3 separate regions of the Homo sapiens genome follow, and regions 2 and 3 are each linked to region 1. Evidence: chromatin loops called from intact Hi-C (ENCODE). Cell type or tissue: OCI-LY7. All regions are shown on one strand.

Region 1 (2,500 bases):
TATCTGGGTATGGTAGCGAGCACCTGTAGTCCCAGCTACTTAGGAGGCTGAGACAGGAGAATTGTTTGAACCTGGGAGGCAGAGGTTGCAGTGAGCCGAGATCGCACCACTGCACTCTAGCCTGGGCAACAGAGAGAGGCTCCATCTCAAAAAAAAAAAAAAAGAAAAAAGAAAAGAATGTCAGGGTCACGTTTTTCAGAAGGCCTCGGTGATTTTTGTCATGTCCCCAAACAGCAGTGGCTGTCTCTGGCCTCTGGCACCTTTTGTTTCCCGTGTACAGCGCTTTTATACAATTGTAATATGGTGATTGATGTTCTTAGCTCTGCTACCAGACTGAAGCCTCCTGCGTTTGGGGATTAATTCATTTTTTTAGTTAAAAAAAATATTATTGGCCGAGCGTGGTGGCTCATGCCTGTAATCCCAGCACTTTGGGAGGCCAAGGTGGGCAGATCACGAGGTCAGGAGTTCGAGACCAGCCTGGCCAATATGGTGAAACCCTGTCTCTACTAAAAATACAAAAATTAGCTGGGCATGGTGGCACGTCCCTGTAATCCCAGCTACTCGGGAGGCTGAGGCAAGAGAATTGCTTGAACCAGGAAGTTGGAGGTTTCAGTGAGCTGAGATTGTACCACTGCACTCCAGCCAGGGTGACAGAATGAGACTCTGTCTCAAATAATAATAATAATAAATTAGTATTATGAAGCCTGGTGCAGTGGATCACACCTGTAATCCTAGCACTTTGGGAGGCTGAAGTGCGAGGATCATCTGAGCCCGGGAAGTTGGAGGGTGCAATCAGCAGAGATTGCACCACTGCACTCCAAGCTGGGTGACAGAGCGAGAGCCTGTTTTTTTTTTTTTTTTTTAAGTATTATTATAATTACAAAAAAAATTTTTGGGGCCGGGCCCAGTGGCTCATCCCTATAATCCCAGCACTTTGGGAGGTGGAAGCTGGCAGATCACTTGAGGCCAGGGGTTCAAGACCATACTGGCCAACATGATGAAACCCGTTTCTACTAAAAATGCAAAAATTAGCCAGGTGTGGTGGCACCTGCCTGTAATCCCAGTTACTCGGGAGGCTGAGGCGGGAGAATCGCTTGAATCTGGGAGGTGGAGGTTGCAGTGAGTTGAGATCACACGGCTGCACTCCAGGCCAGGCGACGGAGTGAGACTGCGTCTCAAAAAAAAAAAAAAAAATTATAGAGACAAGGTCTTATGTTGCCCAGGCTGGTCTCAAACTTCTAGCCTCAAGTGAGCCCCAAAAGTGCTCACTCAGACTCCCAAAGTGCTGGGATAACAGATGTGAGCCACACCACCCAGGCCTCAGGGATTAATTCTATCTTGCACAAATGAAAGACTTGGGAAACATCTGTGTAATATGCCACCAAATACAAATACTGCCAGACACCCTTTGCCCAGGCTCAACTCTGAATCAGAGCAGAGTACCTAGGGGAAGAGATCCAGACATCCAAGCTTGCAAGACAAATTCCTGGTTGAGAGCTCTATAAAGAAGAGGGACTTCTAGCTGTAGTTCTACAAGTTTACCAGCAGATGGGAACAGTCTCCTACCATCTTTTAAAGTTTCCTACCACTGCACTGTTGACAACTGGCAGATTTACAGAAAAGTCTATTCTGTGAGTCTTTACCAAGGATCTACTTGAAATCTAGAGTCATGTGCAATCTCTTTGGGAGGCGGGCAGGGAAGAGACAAAAGTGAAGGAAGACTGAGCTCAATCTTCAGAGGGTACATTTCATTGGAGAGCAATGAAATACACACAAAGCAATTAAGATCCCCTACAAGATAACACACCTGAGAGTTTGACGGGAGACACTATCTCCTTGGGCTTCAGTTTCACGAAATGAGGAGGGAGAAATTGAAGACATTCACAGTGGCTGGCGCGGTGGCTCACGCTTGTAATCCCAGCACTTTGGGAGGCTGAGGCAGGCAGATCACCTGAGGTCAGGAGTTCGAGAGCAGCCTGACCAGTATGGTGACACCTCGTCTTTACTAAATACAAAAAAATTAGCCGGGCATGGTGGCGCATGCCTGTAATCCCAGCTACTTGGGAGGCTGAGGCAAAAGAATTGCTTGAACCCAGGAGGCAGAGGTTGCAGTGAGCTGAGATTGCACCATTGCACACCAGCCTGGATGACAAGAGTGAAACTCCATCTCAAGAAAAAAAAAAAAAAGAGGAAGAAGACATTCATAGTGTCCCAACCTAGGTGCACATCAACAGTGGACTGGATAAAGAAAGTGGGGTACATATACACCAAGGAATACTATGCAGCCATAAAAAGAATGAAATCATGTCCTTTGCAGTAACATGGATGCAGCTGGAGGCCATTATCCTAAGTGAATCAACACAGAACCAGAAAACCAAATATAGCATGCTGTCCCTTACAAGTGGGAACTAAGCACTGAACACACAGGGACATAAAGATGTGAACAATAGCCCAGGTGCAATGGCTCACGCCTGTAATCCCAGCACTTTGGGAGGCCGAG
Region 2 (2,500 bases), 690 kb after region 1:
TGATGTAGGGTGATCTGCCCGCCTCAGCCTCCCAGAGTGTTGGGATTACAGACATAAGCCACTGCTCCCGGCCGATTTATTATTATTTTTTAACAAGGAACTGCATGATACATTAATTGTATAATTAAAGTTAATAATAATACAAATAAAAACATGTAAGTTTAGTCTGGGCACCGTGGCTCATGCCTGTTATCCCAGCACTTTGGGAGGCCAAGGCGGGTAGATCACTTGAGGTCAAGAGTTCAAGACTACCCTGGCCAACATGGTGAAACCCCGACTCTACTAAAAATACAAAAATTAGCCGGTCGTGGTGGCAGGTCACTGTAATCCTAGCTACTCGGGAGGCTGAGGCAGGAGAATTGCTTGAATCCGGGAGGAGGAAGTTGCAGTAAGCCAAGATCCTGCCACCGCACTCCAGCCTGGCAACAGAGTGAGACTCTGTCTCAAAAACAGACAAACAAACAAATGTAAGGTTAGTTAAGTTCACTCTTTCCCAGACTAGAGAATTTCAGCTACATCAAACGTCAAAATAATTAGAATGTGTACAGGAAAATGTCATCATAGGTGGTGAAGAAATTAGCTTGGCTAACGTTAGCAGACATTTGGATACTCTGAGATAGCTGATAGTTTGACAGTAGTACCATCTTTTCCAAGCAAAAATTTGGACAGAAATGTAAGTATTTTCTAGCATAGAACCAGTCTACAAAACCAGCCAAGTTTTTTTCATGTTTGTTTGTTTGTTTGTTTGTTTTTGAGCCAGAGTCTCTCTCTGTCGCCCAGGCTGGAGAGCAGTGGCGCAATCTGGGCTCACTGCAACCTCTGTCTCCTGGGTTCAAGCATTTCTCATGCCTCAGCCTCCTGTGTACCTAGGATTAAAGGCACCTGCCACCACGACCGGCTAATTTTTTTTTTGTATTTTTAGTAGAGATAGCATTTCACCATGTTGGCCAGGCTTGTCTTGAACTCCTGACCTCAGGTGATCTACCTGCCTCGACCTCCCAAAGTGCTGGGATTACAGGCGTGAGCCACCACGCCAAGCCAGAAAAGTAAGTATTTTCTAGCACAGAAGCAGTCTACAAAACCAACCAAGTTTTGATAGCAAAATAGAAAAGCCCAGTTGTGGCTACAAATCCAGCTCTTTATTGGCCAAATAGACGTTTAGGATGTTTTAGCCTTTCATAGGAGACAGAATTGGTGGGTAAGTATTGCCACCCCGTGGCTGCGGTTCACATTGCAGTTTGTCCTTTTATCTTCAAAATACTAAACCAAGGCTTGTGTCCTTTGGATATCCCCTAATAGTAAAATGTTTTAGAAATTTGAGAAACTCACATAGGGTTATTAAAATATTGACAAGTAAAAAAAATTTTAAAACCTACTATCCTATTGTCATTATGAGTTTGTAAAAGACCAGACGTTGAGCCAGGTGGGATGGCTCACGCCTGTAATTCCAGCACTTACAGAGGCCAAGGCAGGTGGATCACCTGAGGTCAGGAGGTGGATCACCTGAGGTCAGGAGGTGGATCACCTGAGGTCAGGAGTTCGAGACCAGCCGGGCCAATATAGTGAAACCCCGTCTCTACTAAAAATACAAAAATTAGCCAGGCATTGTGGTGGGTGCCTGTAATCCTAGCTATTTGGGAGGCTGAGGTAGGAGAATCACTTAGAACCCAGGAGGCGGAGGTTGTAGTGAGCCGAGACTGTGCCACTGCACTCCAGCCTTGATGAAAAAGCCAGACTTTGAAAAAACAAAAAAATCAGATGTTGAAAACCAAAAAACTAGAAAGGACACAAACTCAGATAAAAGGACAGTCCTGCTTATGAAAGTTCAGTTCAAAATTTTTCTTTTCTTTCTTTCTTTTTTTTTTTTTTTTTGAGACAGGGTTTGTTCTGTCACCCAGGCCGGAGTGCAGTGGTGCAAATGCAGCTCACTACAGCCTCGACCTCCCAGGCTCAAGAATCCTCCCACCTCAGTCTCCCAAGTAGCTGGGACCACAGGTGGGCTCCAACATGCCAGGCTAATTCTTAAATTTTGTATACAGACAAGGTCTTGTTATGTTGCCCAGGCTGGTCTCGAACTCCTGGGCTCAAGCAGTCCTCCTGCCTTAGCCTCCCAAAGTGCTGGGATTATAGGCATGAGCCACTCCACCCAGCTGAACTGTGTATGCATTTCGTAAATATATAAATATTCCCTATATTAACTATTAATATTAACTATATTTATAATATTTACATAATTGTCCTTTATCAATATATGTCTCAGATTTATCAACTCAAGTGCAGCCAAATTCTGTCTCTAAAAAATGAGTAAATAAATGAATAAATAGGCCGGGCACGGTGGCTCATGCCTGTAATCCCAGCACTTTGGGAGGCCGAGGCGGGTGGATCACCTGAGTTCAGGAGTTCGAGACCAGCCTGGCCAATAGGGTGGAGCCCCGTCTCTACTAAAAATACAAAACAAAATTAGCCGGGCGTGGTGGTGGGCGCCTGTAATTCCAGCTAC
Region 3 (2,500 bases), 190 kb after region 1:
GCATTCCTGGAAGGTATCAGGAATCGGGGCCAGGCAGGGAAATGGAACAGCCCGTGGTTCCTGCCAGTTGGAGCCTGAGGAAGCCGGTAGACTTGGGGATGGCTGCCTTGCAGTGACAGCTGCTTTTAATTTGTGTCAAGAAGAAAAGCTGCCTTTTAATTAGAACAGTTCGGGATTTTTTTTTTTTTCAGCTGCCAGACTAACCCAGTTACCAGGGATTAGTGCAGTCGGGAAGCGGAATACAGGCAGTGCTAGGCTTCCCTCTGGGCCAGTTCCACTCACAGAGGGACCGCGGGGAGAGTCATTTCATTGCCCGCCGCGTGCAGAGTCTGCAGAGGCAGTGGGTGGCCAGTGCAAGAAAGAAAATCAGCCTGGCCAGTGGTGTGAGCTGAGTGTCTGCAGCCAGACGGCCAGTTGCTTGGTCTAGGATGGGGGGCAGGAGGTTAGTGTGGAGGGAGCCCCAGCGTGAGAAATTGAGGGAGCAACTTTGTCTCTGAAACTCAAGAGGGTGGAGGCAAGACTTCTATTTTTGTTGACAGGTGCCCCAAGTTTCAGCCCTGAACCCTGACATATCTTCCTTCTCCCAAGTCCTTTTTCTTATTTTTCTTGTTTTGTATTGTTTTGTTTTGGTTTGGTTTCTTTTGAGATGGAGTCTCACTCTGTCACCCAGGCTGGAGTGCAGTGGCACCGTCTCAGCTCACTGCAACCTCCACCTTCCAGGCTCAAGCGATTCTCCTGCCTCAGCCTCCCAAGTAGCTGGGTTTACAGGCACACGCCACCACACCCAGCTAATTTTTGTATTTTAGTAGAGACAGGGTTTTGCCATGTTGGCCAGGCTGGTCTCGAACTACTGACCTCAGGCGATCCACCCGCCTCGGCCTCCCAAAGTGCTGGGATTACAGGCATGAGCCACTGTGCCTGGCTTGTTTTGTTTTATTTATTTATGAAACAGAGTCTCACTCTGTCGCCCAGGCTGGAGTGCAGTGGTGGGATCTTGGCTCACTGCAGCCTCCACCTCCTGGGTTCAAGCGATTCTCCTGCCTCAGCTTCCCAAGTAGCTGGGATTACAGGCGTGAGCCATCACGCCTGGCTAATTTTTGTATTTTCAGTAGAGATAAGGTTTTGCCATGTTGCTCAGGCTGGTCTCAAACTCAGGCTCAGGCAGTCCCCCCACCTCGGCCTCACAAAGTGCTGGGATTACAGGCGTGAGCCACTGCACCTGGCTGAGACCCAGTCTCGTAAAGAGGAAAAAAATGAAGATGAGGCTCCTCCTCCATGTCCGCCATGGTAGGAGCTCTCCCAGGTTATGAGCAAATCTCTTCTTCCCTGAGCTATCAGGGGTCTCTGCACAGAGTAGCGCTTAGTTCACCCAGTCATGATGCACTGAATATTCTGACTCTCAAGAGCAAAGGCTCCTGGTCTAACCATCATTGGCCCCATCAGCTCTTGGGCTCTCCAACAAGTCTGTTAACTCACCACCTCTCAACAAAACCACTTTTTTTTTTTTTTTTTTGAGATGGTGTCTTACTCTTGTCACCCAGGCTGGAGTGCAGTGGTGCAATCTCGGCTCACTGCAACCTCTGCCTCCTGGGTTCAAGTGATTCTCCTGCCTCAGCCTCCCGAGTAGCTGGGATTACAGGCATGTGCCACCATGCCCAGCTAATTTTTGTATTTTTAGTAGAGACAGGGTTTTCCCATGTTGGAGAGGCTGGTCTCGAACTCCTGACCTCAGGCGATCCACCCGCCTCAGCCTCCTAAAGTGCTGGGATTACAGGCGTGAGCCACCACACCCTGCCAAAACCACTTTTTTTTTTTCGAGACTGAGTTTTGCTCTGTTGCTGGAGTGCAATAGCATGATCTTGGCTCACTGCAACCTCTGCCTCTCGGGTTCAAGCGATTCTCCTGCCTCAGCCTCCTGAGTAGCTGGGATTACAGGCATGCGCCACCATGCTCGGCTAACAAAACCACTTCCTGACTTTGTGAGAGCCTTCAAGTTACTAACCTTCTGTTTCTTCACCTGTTTAATGGGGATACGTTTACCTATCTCATGGGAGTGTTGTGAAGGTTAAATGAATTAGATGAGGTAAAGCACGCACAGAATCGGTCCTTGGTGTATGTTGGACCCCTGCCTCTGCCCCTCTGAAGAGGCTGCCTGTAATCCCCTGGCTCTACCACCTTTCTCCCTCACTTTTATTTCCTAGTATTCAACTCCCTGGACATGTCCCGCTCTGTGTCCGTGACGGCAGCAGGGCAGTGCCGCCTCGCCCCGCTGATCCAGGTCATCTTGGACTGCAGCCACCTTTATGACTACACTGTCAAGCTTCTCTTCAAACTCCACTCCTGTGAGTACCGCGGGCCAGATCTTCTTACATGAGATTCAGGCCAGAGGGAGGATCCCAGCCTGAGGATGTCCCCAGAGAAACGCAGTCCTTCTCAGTGCCTTTGGCTGTCTGCTTCTGTTCCAAAAGGCCCCGGAGCTTCTGACCATTGTGAGGATAAA

Evidence for each region. Peaks named below come from ENCODE experiments on the same cell type or tissue, not always from the same donor. Only the 100,000 strongest peaks of a DNase experiment are listed, where the experiment ranks them.
Region 2: it touches region 1 in a loop (5-fold over the local background); 9 of 110 quality-filtered maps call a loop at or near these places.
Region 3: a loop joins it to region 1, with 2.7 times the contacts of the local background. A loop is called at or near these places in 4 of 110 quality-filtered maps.

The regions. Positions count from the first base shown.
Region 1 is chr7:75,761,681-75,764,180 of GRCh38, reverse strand. No RefSeq gene overlaps it. Among named protein-coding and RNA genes, the nearest start is that of CCL26, 9.3 kb to the left of the region's middle. In OCI-LY7, CTCF peaks have their summits at 1,353 and 1,553 (motif pointing right); a DNase peak (open chromatin) is centred at 1,550; H3K27ac peaks cover 293 bases.
Region 2 is chr7:75,076,463-75,078,962 of GRCh38, reverse strand. No RefSeq gene overlaps it. Among named protein-coding and RNA genes, the nearest start is that of RCC1L, 3.9 kb to the right of the region's middle. In OCI-LY7, a CTCF peak has its summit at 1,228 (motif pointing left); no DNase peak of the experiment used is centred here.
Region 3 is chr7:75,573,603-75,576,102 of GRCh38, reverse strand. It overlaps HIP1 (huntingtin interacting protein 1), which reads left to right. Exons shown (of 31, transcript NM_005338.7): 8 at 2,202-2,342. Among named protein-coding and RNA genes, the nearest start is that of SPDYE5, 83 kb to the right of the region's middle. In OCI-LY7, no CTCF peak of the experiment used is centred here; no DNase peak of the experiment used is centred here.